Regions from separate parts of the Homo sapiens genome. Here region 2 is linked to region 1. A link is an interaction called in ENCODE POLR2A ChIA-PET data of the cell type or tissue named here. Cell type or tissue: GM12878. All regions are shown on one strand. Each heading gives the region's core, and the rest is flanking DNA. Links, peaks and the distances in the headings are about the cores only. Region 1 holds the start of RAB29 (RAB29, member RAS oncogene family). Region 2 overlaps SLC45A3 (solute carrier family 45 member 3).

Region 1 (5,369 bases), core at 183-5,182:
ATACATGAGTAGTATGGCTAGAATAGGCATTGTAGAAGTATGAATGGAGAACTGTCTCTTGTTTTCTGTCCATCTTTATTGTTATTGCTGGATATTAAATGCTGTAATTTTTGGCATAGGTTTTTTTCCAAAGACTGGTCTCTTGGGTCAAGTTTTCCTGAACTTGCCTGGTATTGGGCAAGTTCACACAGAAAATATGAGTCATTTCACAAAGTCCTGGGCTTGTCTATCTACTTGAAGGAATAGGAAATGGACTTCACTTGGAGCATGATGGATGAGGCTTGGGCTTTTACTAATGAAATAAGTTTCAATCTTAACTCAGTTAAACCTTTAAAGACAGGAGAAAACTATCTGGGGATGGATTCAGGCCAGTGAGATCACGTTGCACAAATCTCCCCTTAAGGGATCTTTACTGACCTAGAATTGTTTCAAAATAAGATTCCAAACTGTCGAGGGAGTTTGAAGCCTTGAAACTTGGTGTAGGTTTGCTTAAAACAAAATAACGAATATACTACATTTCCCAGGAGGCTTCGCGGTGAGCCTCCGCACTCGGCTGGTTCTCTTTACCGCGAGGAAAGCTGGGAAATGTAGTGCCACAGGCAACCCTGCACGTGACGCTTGCGGAGGAAGGGGAGAGAGAGGCGCGCGGGAGGGCGTCTAGGGAATCGAGGTGCCGGCTGCTCCTTCCTCACAATTTGGTTTGTGCTGCAAGGGGAGGGTCCCCATCATCTGGCCCCAGTGGTGTAAGGAGCTGACTGGGATTCAGTCACTGACTTGGAGCCGCTCGGGGGAAGTCCCGGTGGGTGAGGTTCCGCGGCGCCTGGTCCAGTTTCTCGGCAGTCAGGCCAGGAGGGGGTGGGGAAGGTGCGAACAGCCGGGGGCTCGGAGCTCGCGCCCTGCGCCCCACCCAGGTTGCGGCCGCCCGGGGAGGAAGCGCGTATAGGTTGAGTGCAAAGTTTCCTTTTTTGCTTTCTCGTCAGAGCAGCCCAGACAGGCGGTGGGTGGGAATGCCTCACTTCAGTTTGAAGAGGGTCCGGATCCAAAGGGGTTAAAACGAGCGACCCCCGATCCCCGACCACACTTCCCGCCTCCCTAAAACGCACACCCCGCTAGCCATGGGCAGCCGCGACCACCTGTTCAAAGTGCTGGTGGTGGGGGACGCCGCAGTGGGCAAGACGTCGCTGGTGCAGCGATATTCCCAGGACAGCTTCAGCAAACACTACAAGTCCACGGTGGGAGGTGAGACGTCTCGGGGGTGGGGAGGGGGAGGGGGAGGAGGAGGCCCCGACCGCGGACTCGAGCTGGGGACCCAAGTGGGGTGGGGATTTGCTGTCGGTTGTTGGGTCCTTCTTCGGGTCAGGAAGTACTGTCTGGGAACCTAGATGGTGTAATTGCCGGGTGTTTGGTTTACACGCCTCTCTTGAGTTTCCCGTTAGATTTTCCCAAACTGAGCCCACTGCCAGGAGAAAGGTAAGAGCAAAGGCGTGAAGATGAGAAATAGGGAAGGGAGGATGAGGATGAGCAATTGCTGTTTATTGCAGGCGTACTGTGAACTTAAGTCTCCAGCCTTTCAGCTGTCCGGCAAATCTCTCCAATCAGCAGAAGCAGCTGAGATCCTCTGTGGGGCCTCCTGGTTAGGTGCCGGCTGGGGCTGTAGTCCTGCCCCTCTGTTGAGGGAGGAACCGCAAGGTGTTTAACCTGGCTTCAGTGGGAGAACGCAGGAAGCGGAACTGGTCTGAAGGACTGTAGCTTTGTTGTGGGGCTGTGGGTGGGATGGAAGACACAAAATCCCCGAACGAGCCCCTTGGCTACGCAGTCAGATGCCCATGAGGGCTGATGAGCTGTGTTTTTGTCCGTTGATTGCTTAAATAAAGGTAACCAAGGAATTCTTCCAAGAATGTGAAATATACCACTTCTCTGACCTATCTTCCCACCACTTTTTTCCTCAAACTGGAGAAGGTAGGGAGGAAGGGGACACCGAGTTCATTCATTTCTTTCCCGGGTGTGGCCTTTGGACTCAACTATTTTTTCAGAGGCAGAAATGCCTTATTGTTAATTAGAAGGTATTTAGCTAGGAAGAGCTGGTGATGGGGGAGAGTAACTTAAAATTTTATTTCTCTCTGTTAAAAGAACTTGTTTCAAGGGGGGAAAACTCGTACCAATGGAAAAATTGAAAATGTGTGCTCCTGTTCATATGGAAGTTTAAAAAGAAATTAACAAACATTTACATTGCAATTAAAACATTCTCCTTAAGAACCCCCAGTAGGGCCCAGTACCGTGGTTCATACTTGCAATCCCAGCACTTTAGGAGGCTGAGGCGGGAGGATTGCTTGAGCCCAGGAGTTCGAGACCAGCCATGGGAAACATGGCAAGACCCCCACCTCTACAAAAATTAAAGAAGAAAGTAGCCGTGGTCCCAGCTACTCGGGAAACTGAGACGAGAGGATTGCTTGAACTGGGGAGGTCGAGGCTTCAGTGAGCCCCGTTCGCACCACTCACTGCACTGTAGCCTGGGCAACAGAGTGAGACCCTGTCTCAAAAACAAAGGAACAAAAAATTTAAGTCTGGCAAAATTAAAGGTTCAAAGTTTCAGACACTCTATCCTGACCGCTCTGCCCTCCCACTCCTAAATAATATAAGGGTCCCTATTTCACGGATTTGGGTTAAAAGTGGCCTGCTATTAATAGTTAATTTTTAACAATTGCTGTAGTTTTCCTTTAGCAAAGAATATAATTGGCTAATTTTTTTTTCAGTGTTTAGTCTAAATTTCCCTTAGCTTTGATTCCTGTCACAGATGTGAAAGATAATATTTCCAAACCTCAGAAATTACTCTGTTTCTCTCCTTAGCCAAAAGGCTTTCCCCATGGAATACTTACTCAGCCTTAAGGAGTCTCAGCACCTGCAGACTTGGTGGTAGATTCCAGCAGGACTCTTCAGCAACATCCACACAGTGTCTTCTTCTTGGGACTCCTCTGGGACCTTTTCCATTTATTCCATTCTTGCCCAAGATAATACCTGCAACCTTATGGTGGATGTAGAGTTCCCCAGGGTGTGTTCTTTTCATAATACAATTTGATTAGAAACCAACAGTGAAATTGAATGTGGAAGATACGAAAGCAACCACACTTGTCTCATTTCCCCCTTCTCCCCCATCACCCCTTCCCTGAGAAAACCCCCTAAATCTCCCAGAAACTATTTAACCTGAGAATGAGAATTGTTTTCATAGTTACTCCCACCCCCAGTCTTGGAGACAAACAGTAGCAAATAAATGAGCTTGACAGTAGAGTAAAAGCTGGAAACCCCTTTGGAGAGTGAGTATGAATCATCCATCTCACACTAAATACACGCATGTGGACTCATCTCAGTGAATTGAGGGCTTAAAGTTAAACATATGGGATTGGAGTTGTGTGTCCATAGGGTTTCACTGCCTATTTGATTTGAGTTTATCCCTATTAATTTTTTACAGTGAAATTTTATTAAAGTATAATGTACATATATTTTCAGTGGATTTTGCTCTGAAGGTTCTCCAGTGGTCTGACTACGAGATAGTGCGGCTTCAGCTGTGGGATATTGCAGGTAAAGTGGGAGGGCTAGATAGGAACAAGGGAAGAAATTTTGATTTAACTAGAAAGCTCTGAGGAAAAAATGGGGCAGCAAAGCCAGAAATTGTTTTTCTGAAGCTGGAATGATTGAGCTGCTCTGAGGACACATGAGCTGAATAGGTGCAGAGCTTTTGTAGATGTTTTGCCCTGAATAGATCTGGAGCAGTCTCTATGTGGATGGAGGGGCTGGCAAGGTGGTGGATTGTCCAGACTATAGGTGGACACTCCCACAGCAGGGGAGGGTGCTTTTTCTAGGTTTAAGGCTGACCTTGGTGAAAAACAAGATCCCCAGAAAATAGATACAGTAAAAATAGTGAATCCTTACTATGTGCCAAGCATTCTTCTAAGTATTTTAAATTCACTGACTCATTAATCCTCACATCAACCCTATCATAAAAGCTACTGCTTTTGGAGAATTGCTTGAACCTGGGAGGTGGAGGTTGCAGTGAGCCTAGATGGCACCACTGCACTCCAGCCTGGGCAACAGGAGTGCAGGAAACTGTTTCAAAAAAAAAAAAAAAAAGCGACTGCTTTTATCTTCACTTTACAAATGAGAAATCTGAAGCACTGAGAGCTTGATTTGCCCGAAGTCAAATAGTATGCAGCAGAGCAGGGATTTGGACTGGAGCAATCTGGGTGCGGAATCTGCCTTGGAAATAATTGGGCTTCATTATCCCTTTATGGGATAGAAAACCAAGAGTCAGAGGGGGAAAGTGAGTGGCCCCATCTGACACATATGCTTACTGCCCTCTTCTACAAGGAATGGGGAGAGGCCGGCTCTTGGGTCACCTTGAGAACTCTCCCCTTTCTCCCCAGGGCAGGAGCGCTTCACCTCTATGACACGATTGTATTATCGGGATGCCTCTGCCTGTGTTATTATGTTTGACGTTACCAATGCCACTACCTTCAGCAACAGCCAGAGGTGGAAACAGGACCTAGACAGCAAGCTCACACTACCCAATGGAGAGCCGGTGCCCTGCCTGCTCTTGGCCAACAAGGTATGTGGCCAATCTCAGAAAATGGTCCCTAGCCTCTATCTGTGGTTAGAAAGGAAGTAAAATGCTCTCTGATTCTGGGCATCCATTTCCCCTTCTTAAGTTGGCAAAATCATCTCTACCTCCTTCAAAGGATGTTGAGGGTGAGTGAGACTTTCTTTCTTTTTTTTTTTTTTGAGACGGAGTCTCGCTCTGTTGCTCAGGCTGGAGTGCAGTGGCGCGATCTCGGCTCACTGCCAGCTCTGCCTCCCAGGTTCACGCCATTCTCTTGCCTCAGCCTCCCGAGTAGCTGGGACTACAGGTGCCCACCACCACACCCAGCTAATTTTTTTGTATTTTTAGTAGAGACTGGGTTTCATTGTGTTAGCCAGGATGGTCTCGCTCTCCTGACCTCATGATCTGCCCGCCTCAGCCTCCCAAAGTGCTGGGATTACAGGCGTGAGCCACTGCGCCCAGCCAAGGGTGAGACTTTCTTTGGGAAGAATGTTGATTATAGATTTCCGATGCTGGTGTTCTTATCCATTGGTGGAAATATGTTTAAAATCCACAGTATCTGAGCCATATTCTTTCTTAGTTGCAGGAAGTTTATGATACTGCCTTTTATTTTTTCTCTTTGCTAGTGTGATCTGTCCCCTTGGGCAGTGAGCCGGGACCAGATTGACCGGTTCAGTAAAGAGAACGGTTTCACAGGTTGGACAGAAACATCAGTCAAGGAGAACAAAAATATTAATGAGGCTATGAGGTAAGTAGCTCATGCTGATAGGCATGCAGA
Region 2 (5,369 bases), core at 194-5,193, 110 kb after region 1:
TTTTGTCTTTTTCCCATGTGGGCTAAGAAGGATCCTGCTAATTCCTGGGGGGCCTGGGAACTTGATTAAGGGAGGGGCAAGGCAGGTGGGGTGATTAATGGTTGCTGGACAGCTGTGGTTTATTTTTATTTTTTTATTTTTTAGAGACCAGGTCTCACTCTGTTGCCCAGGCTGGAGAACACTGGCACGATCATAGCTCACTTGCAGCCTCGAACTCCTGGACTCAGGAGATCCTCCCACCTCAGCCTCCTGAGTAGCTGGGATTATAGGTGCATGCCACCATGCCCAGCTAATTTTTATTTATTTATTTTTTATCTTATGTATTTATTTTTATTTGAGATGGAGTTTCGCACTGTCATGGGGCTGGAGTGCAGTGGCACAATCTCGGCTCACTGCAACCTCCGCCTCCCAGGTTCAAGCAATTCTCCTCCTTCAGCCTCCCGAGTAGCTGGGATTGTAGGCGCACGCCACCATGCCCAGCTAATTTTTGTATTTTTAGTAGAGATGGGGTTTCACCACGTTGGCCGGGCTGGTCTCGAACCTCCTGACCTCAGGTAATTTGCCTGCTTTGGCCTCCCAAAGTGCTGGGATTACAGGCATGAGCCACTGTACCTGGCCTATTTTATTTTTATTTTTGTAGAAACAGGGTCTTTCTATGTTGCCCAGGCTGTTCTTAAGCTCCTGCCCTCAAGCCATCATCCCACTCCAGCCTCCCAAAGTGCTGAGATTACAGATGTGAGCCACTGTGCCTGGCCTGCAATTTATTTTAAACAATAGGGAGCAGCCAGGACTTAGAGAATGGGTGCAGGTTATAGGCGAGGCTGGGTCTAACAAAGTCTCTGTTTGCTCAGGGAGGACCTGGTCTCCTGAAAACCCAGAGCAGGTTAGCATTCAGGGCCCTCCCAGAACAAGGGTGGGGAGTGGAATGGGCTGGAAGCCTTTGGCCGCAGAACCCCTCCCTTTAGGCTGGATAGCACTGCCTCTTGGTCTCTGTGCTGTCTCCTGCTTTCCTTCTTGGGGGTACTGTGGAAATGCAGCAATGAGATGCTCAAGTTGAACCTATGACAGCTCAGCTAAGACTGAGGTCTGGCCTTCCACCTTCCTTTTGGAGACAGTATGGGTCAGTATTTTACACCCCTTCTCATGCCACCTCCGTAGGAGGCCGTGTGCCCCATCCCAAAGGGTGAGTCTGAGCAGGATTTAGGGGAGGAGGCTGCTGGTTGCCCAGCCTTATCTCAATTCCCTTCCTTCATGATCTGCCAGCTGCAAAGCCCCTGAAGGTGGTGGTGGAGTGAACAGACCTTACCCAGGACTGATAGCCATCTGATGTTTTTTTAGGCAGTGTCTCCCTCTGTCACCCAGACTGGAGGCAGTGGTCCAATCACTGCGCGCTGCACCCTTGACCTCCCAGGCTCAAGCAATCCTCCCATCTCAGCCTCTTAAGTAGCTGGGACCACAGGTGCATACTACCACGCCTGGATAATTTTTAAATTTTTTGTAGAGAGGGGGTCTCGCTGTGTTGCCCAGGCTGGTCTCAAACTCCCAGGCTGAAGTGATCCTCCTGCCTTGGCCTCTTGAAGTTCTGGGATTATAGGCATGAGCCACCACACTCAGTCCTGGCTGATTTCTCTGTGGCACAGCTCAGAGCACCCACAACACGCTTTGTAATATGCAAGGCCCCATGGGGTTTAGTATTGTGTGAAAAGATAAGATAAGTTGAAATGCCTTTTATAATGAGGTGCTGAGATTGGCAGAGGGCATGAGTAGGGGCTGGGGGTGGTGGAGGCACCTGCCACCATGCCTGGCTAATTTTTGTATTTTTAGCAGAGATGGGGTTTCACCATGTTGGCCAGGCTGGTCTTGAACTCCTGACCTCAAGTGATCCGCCTGCCTTGGCCTCCCAAAGTCCTGGGATTACAAGCATGAGCCACCGCACCCAGCTTTTCATAGTCACTTCTAAGCAGAGGCTTAGATACTGCAATGGCTGTATTGTCGGGAAGCAAGACTTGGAGACCGCTTGCTTGGCGGGGGAGGTACAGGATGGTTCTTTCTGCACAGGAGGCAGGGCTAGCAGGAAGGGGTGTGGGACTTCTCTGCTGAAAATTGAAAAGAGCACCGAAAAATTCCTTTCTCTGCCATTTAAGAGCACAGAAAGGCTGCCCTGGAAGTGGCTGGGCATCCTGTCAGCTTGGGGGAGTCACTGGTATCATTACAGGTATTGCCAGGTGGTGTGGTTTCATGCCCCTGTGAGCTAGAACCTGGGGACGGCTCCACTCTCCCATGACAGTTGGACGGCCATGTGAGGGATTGTTTCTTCCCCTTGAACGTTGAACTCAGGGAGAAACTCAAGGGAGAGATTTTCAGGCCTAGGCTCACCCCAGGGAGCCTTCTGTAAGTTAAAACCCAACCCAACAAAACAGCCTCTCCTCCCTTTCCCCTTCATCCTGGTCTTTGGGGTTAGGGGTTGTGGTGCAGTGTGGCTCATGGCCAAGCAATGCAGAATAGGAAGTGTTACTCTTAACAAAGGGGAATTGAACACCCCAGGTTTGGGGAGTAGAAAGACAAAAGCAAACAAACCAGGCCTGGCAGAGGGTCTCCAGGGGCACCTTGATAGCTGGGCAACTAAAAATTCAGTTGGTTTGATTGCTCCCTCCCGCTCCCCAATACTAACAGGGAAGGGAAATTGTAGATTTTTCAAAACAGAGAATAACCAACATCTGTTTGGCTCTGGAGTGTGCTGAGGTTTAAAAAATCATATTTACCTTATTAATTATGTCAGCCGTAGGCTAATATTAACATGCATTTCCTGACTGGGCAGAAGGGGGTGGCACCTCGGTGACAGGGCCAGTCGCCAGCCTGTGAATGATCAGGATCCAGACAATTTAGAGCAAATCGTGGAGACCTGGCTCCCAGGACTTAACACCCCGTGTGCTTGTGATTGCCCCGCCCTTCTAGGATCTGAGTGATGAGACGTGTCCCCACTGAGGTGCCCCACAGCAGCAGGTGTTGAGCATGGGCTGAGAAGCTGGACCGGCACCAAAGGGCTGGCAGAAATGGGCGCCTGGCTGATTCCTAGGCAGTTGGCGGCAGCAAGGAGGAGAGGCCGCAGCTTCTGGAGCAGAGCCGAGACGAAGCAGTTCTGGAGTGCCTGAACGGCCCCCTGAGCCCTACCCGCCTGGCCCACTATGGTCCAGAGGCTGTGGGTGAGCCGCCTGCTGCGGCACCGGAAAGCCCAGCTCTTGCTGGTCAACCTGCTAACCTTTGGCCTGGAGGTGTGTTTGGCCGCAGGCATCACCTATGTGCCGCCTCTGCTGCTGGAAGTGGGGGTAGAGGAGAAGTTCATGACCATGGTGCTGGGTGAGTCACTACATCCTCCTTCCTTCCTGTTCCAGATACATGCCACCTGGCATGTGGGACAGGAGTACCTCTGCCCTGGGAGCTGCTTGGAGGGAGAGGTGGTCTGCTGGGAAGGCATTGCTGGGCAGGAGGGTGACCCTGGGCTGAGGGGGCACACCAAGAGAAAGAAGAGAATACCAAGGACATACCCCAGTCACCTCTGGATCCCTGGTCCTGCACAGAGCCTGGCTCATAGGAGACACTGGAGAAATGCTCCTAACCTTTGGCTAGCCCTTTTATAATTTATAGCGATTATCTCATTTAATGCTTACAACCACCATTTGAGGTGATCCATTTTACAGAGAAGGAAGCAGAGGCTTTTAAGAGGTTAGGTAAGTCTTAGCCAAAGCCAAATAGCAGCTGAACAGTAGAGCTGGGACTCCATCAAGGTCTCCCAGCCGGAGCTTGCTCCTACCCCTAGGACAAGGGGTGGACTCCTGACTCTGCAGATAAATTCTACAAAAGCCACAGAAGGCAAGTAGTAACCATTGTGTGACAACCCCTCACCCCCAGGAAGAGGGGCCCCTGTGAGGATTGCAGGCTCTGGAGTCACACTGCTTGTTGAAACGCTGCCTCTTACCCTCCCTAGGTCTGCGCCTTTGAATAAGTATCACTTCTTAGTTGCTCCATGCCTCAGTTTGTCCATCTGAAAATGGGGGCATCTGTAATGCCTGTGTTATGAGGAGTAAATTACAGCATCCCTGTGAAGACGTAGCACAGTGTCGAGTACGGAATGTTATTTCCATCCTTCTCACGGAGCTTGGTTCCCCTTCCCCTTGCCCTTTACTTGTCCCAGCCATTGACTCATACTACTTCCCTTCTTGCAGGCATTGGTCCAGTGCTGGGCCTGGTCTGTGTCCCGCTCCTAGGCTCAGCCAGTGACCACTGGCGTGGACGCTATGGCCGCCGCCGGCCCTTCATCTGGGCACTGTCCTTGGGCATCCTGCTGAGCCTCTTTCTCATCCCAAGGGCCGGCTGGCTAGCAGGGCTGCTGTGCCCGGATCCCAGGCCCCTGGAGCTGGCACTGCTCATCCTGGGCGTGGGGCTGCTGGACTTCTGTGGCCAGGTGTGCTTCACTCCACTGGAGGCCCTGCTCTCTGACCTCTTCCGGGACCCGGACCACTGTCGCCAGGCCTACTCTGTCTATGCCTTCATGATCAGTCTTGGGGGCTGCCTGGGCTACCTCCTGCCTGCCATTGACTGGGACACCAGTGCCCTGGCCCCCTACCTGGGCACCCAGGAGGAGTGCCTCTTTGGCCTGCTCACCCTCATCTTCCTCACCTGCGTAGCAGCCACACTGCTGGTGGCTGAGGAGGCAGCGCTGGGCCCCACCGAGCCAGCAGAAGGGCTGTCGGCCCCCTCCTTGTCGCCCCACTGCTGTCCATGCCGGGCCCGCTTGGCTTTCCGGAACCTGGGCGCCCTGCTTCCCCGGCTGCACCAGCTGTGCTGCCGCATGCCCCGCACCCTGCGCCGGCTCTTCGTGGCTGAGCTGTGCAGCTGGATGGCACTCATGACCTTCACGCTGTTTTACACGGATTTCGTGGGCGAGGGGCTGTACCAGGGCGTGCCCAGAGCTGAGCCGGGCACCGAGGCCCGGAGACACTATGATGAAGGTAAGGCCTTGGCAGCCAGCAGAGGCTGGTGTGGGAGCCGCCCACCAGAGACGACACTCGGGGCTGTGTCTGGGCTGGTGCCTCTCCATCCTGGCCCCGACTTCTCTGTCAGGAAAGTGGGGATGGACCCCATCTGCATACACGGCTTCTCATGGGTGTGGAACATCTCTGCTTGCGGTTTCAGGAAGGCCTCTGGCTGCTCTAGGAGTCTGATCAGAGTCGTTGCCCCAGTTTGACAGAAGGAAAGGCGGAGCTTATTCAAAGTCTAGAGGGAGTGGAGGAGTTAAGGCTGGATTTCAGATCTGCCTGGTTCCAGCCGCAGTGTGCCCTCTGCTCCCCCAACGACTTTCCAAATAATCT

Evidence for each region. Peaks named below come from ENCODE experiments on the same cell type or tissue, not always from the same donor. Only the 100,000 strongest peaks of a DNase experiment are listed, where the experiment ranks them.
Region 2: POLR2A ChIA-PET joins it to region 1 with 28 read pairs; 6 of 35 experiments call an interaction of 5 or more read pairs at or near these places.

The regions. Positions count from the first base shown.
Region 1 is chr1:205,770,703-205,776,071 of GRCh38, reverse strand. RAB29 (RAB29, member RAS oncogene family) reads left to right here and starts at 590. Exons shown (of 6, transcript NM_003929.3): 1 at 590-799; 2 at 986-1,239; 3 at 3,505-3,576; 4 at 4,419-4,600; 5 at 5,218-5,339. The coding sequence starts at 1,116. RefSeq lists an enhancer at 1,676-1,725. In GM12878, for the core only: no CTCF peak of the experiment used is centred there; DNase peaks (open chromatin) are centred at 551, 812, 1,704 and 3,213; H3K4me3 peaks cover 2,799 bases; H3K27ac peaks cover 1,754 bases.
Region 2 is chr1:205,662,473-205,667,841 of GRCh38, reverse strand. It overlaps SLC45A3 (solute carrier family 45 member 3), which reads left to right. Exons shown (of 5, transcript NM_033102.3): 2 at 2,956-3,357; 3 at 4,224-5,009. The coding sequence starts at 3,186. Among named protein-coding and RNA genes, the nearest start is that of SLC45A3, 15 kb to the left of the region's middle. RefSeq lists enhancers at 2,638-3,837, 4,747-5,302, 5,303-5,369. In GM12878, for the core only: no CTCF peak of the experiment used is centred there; a DNase peak (open chromatin) is centred at 2,261; H3K4me3 peaks cover 362 bases; H3K27ac peaks cover 1,306 bases.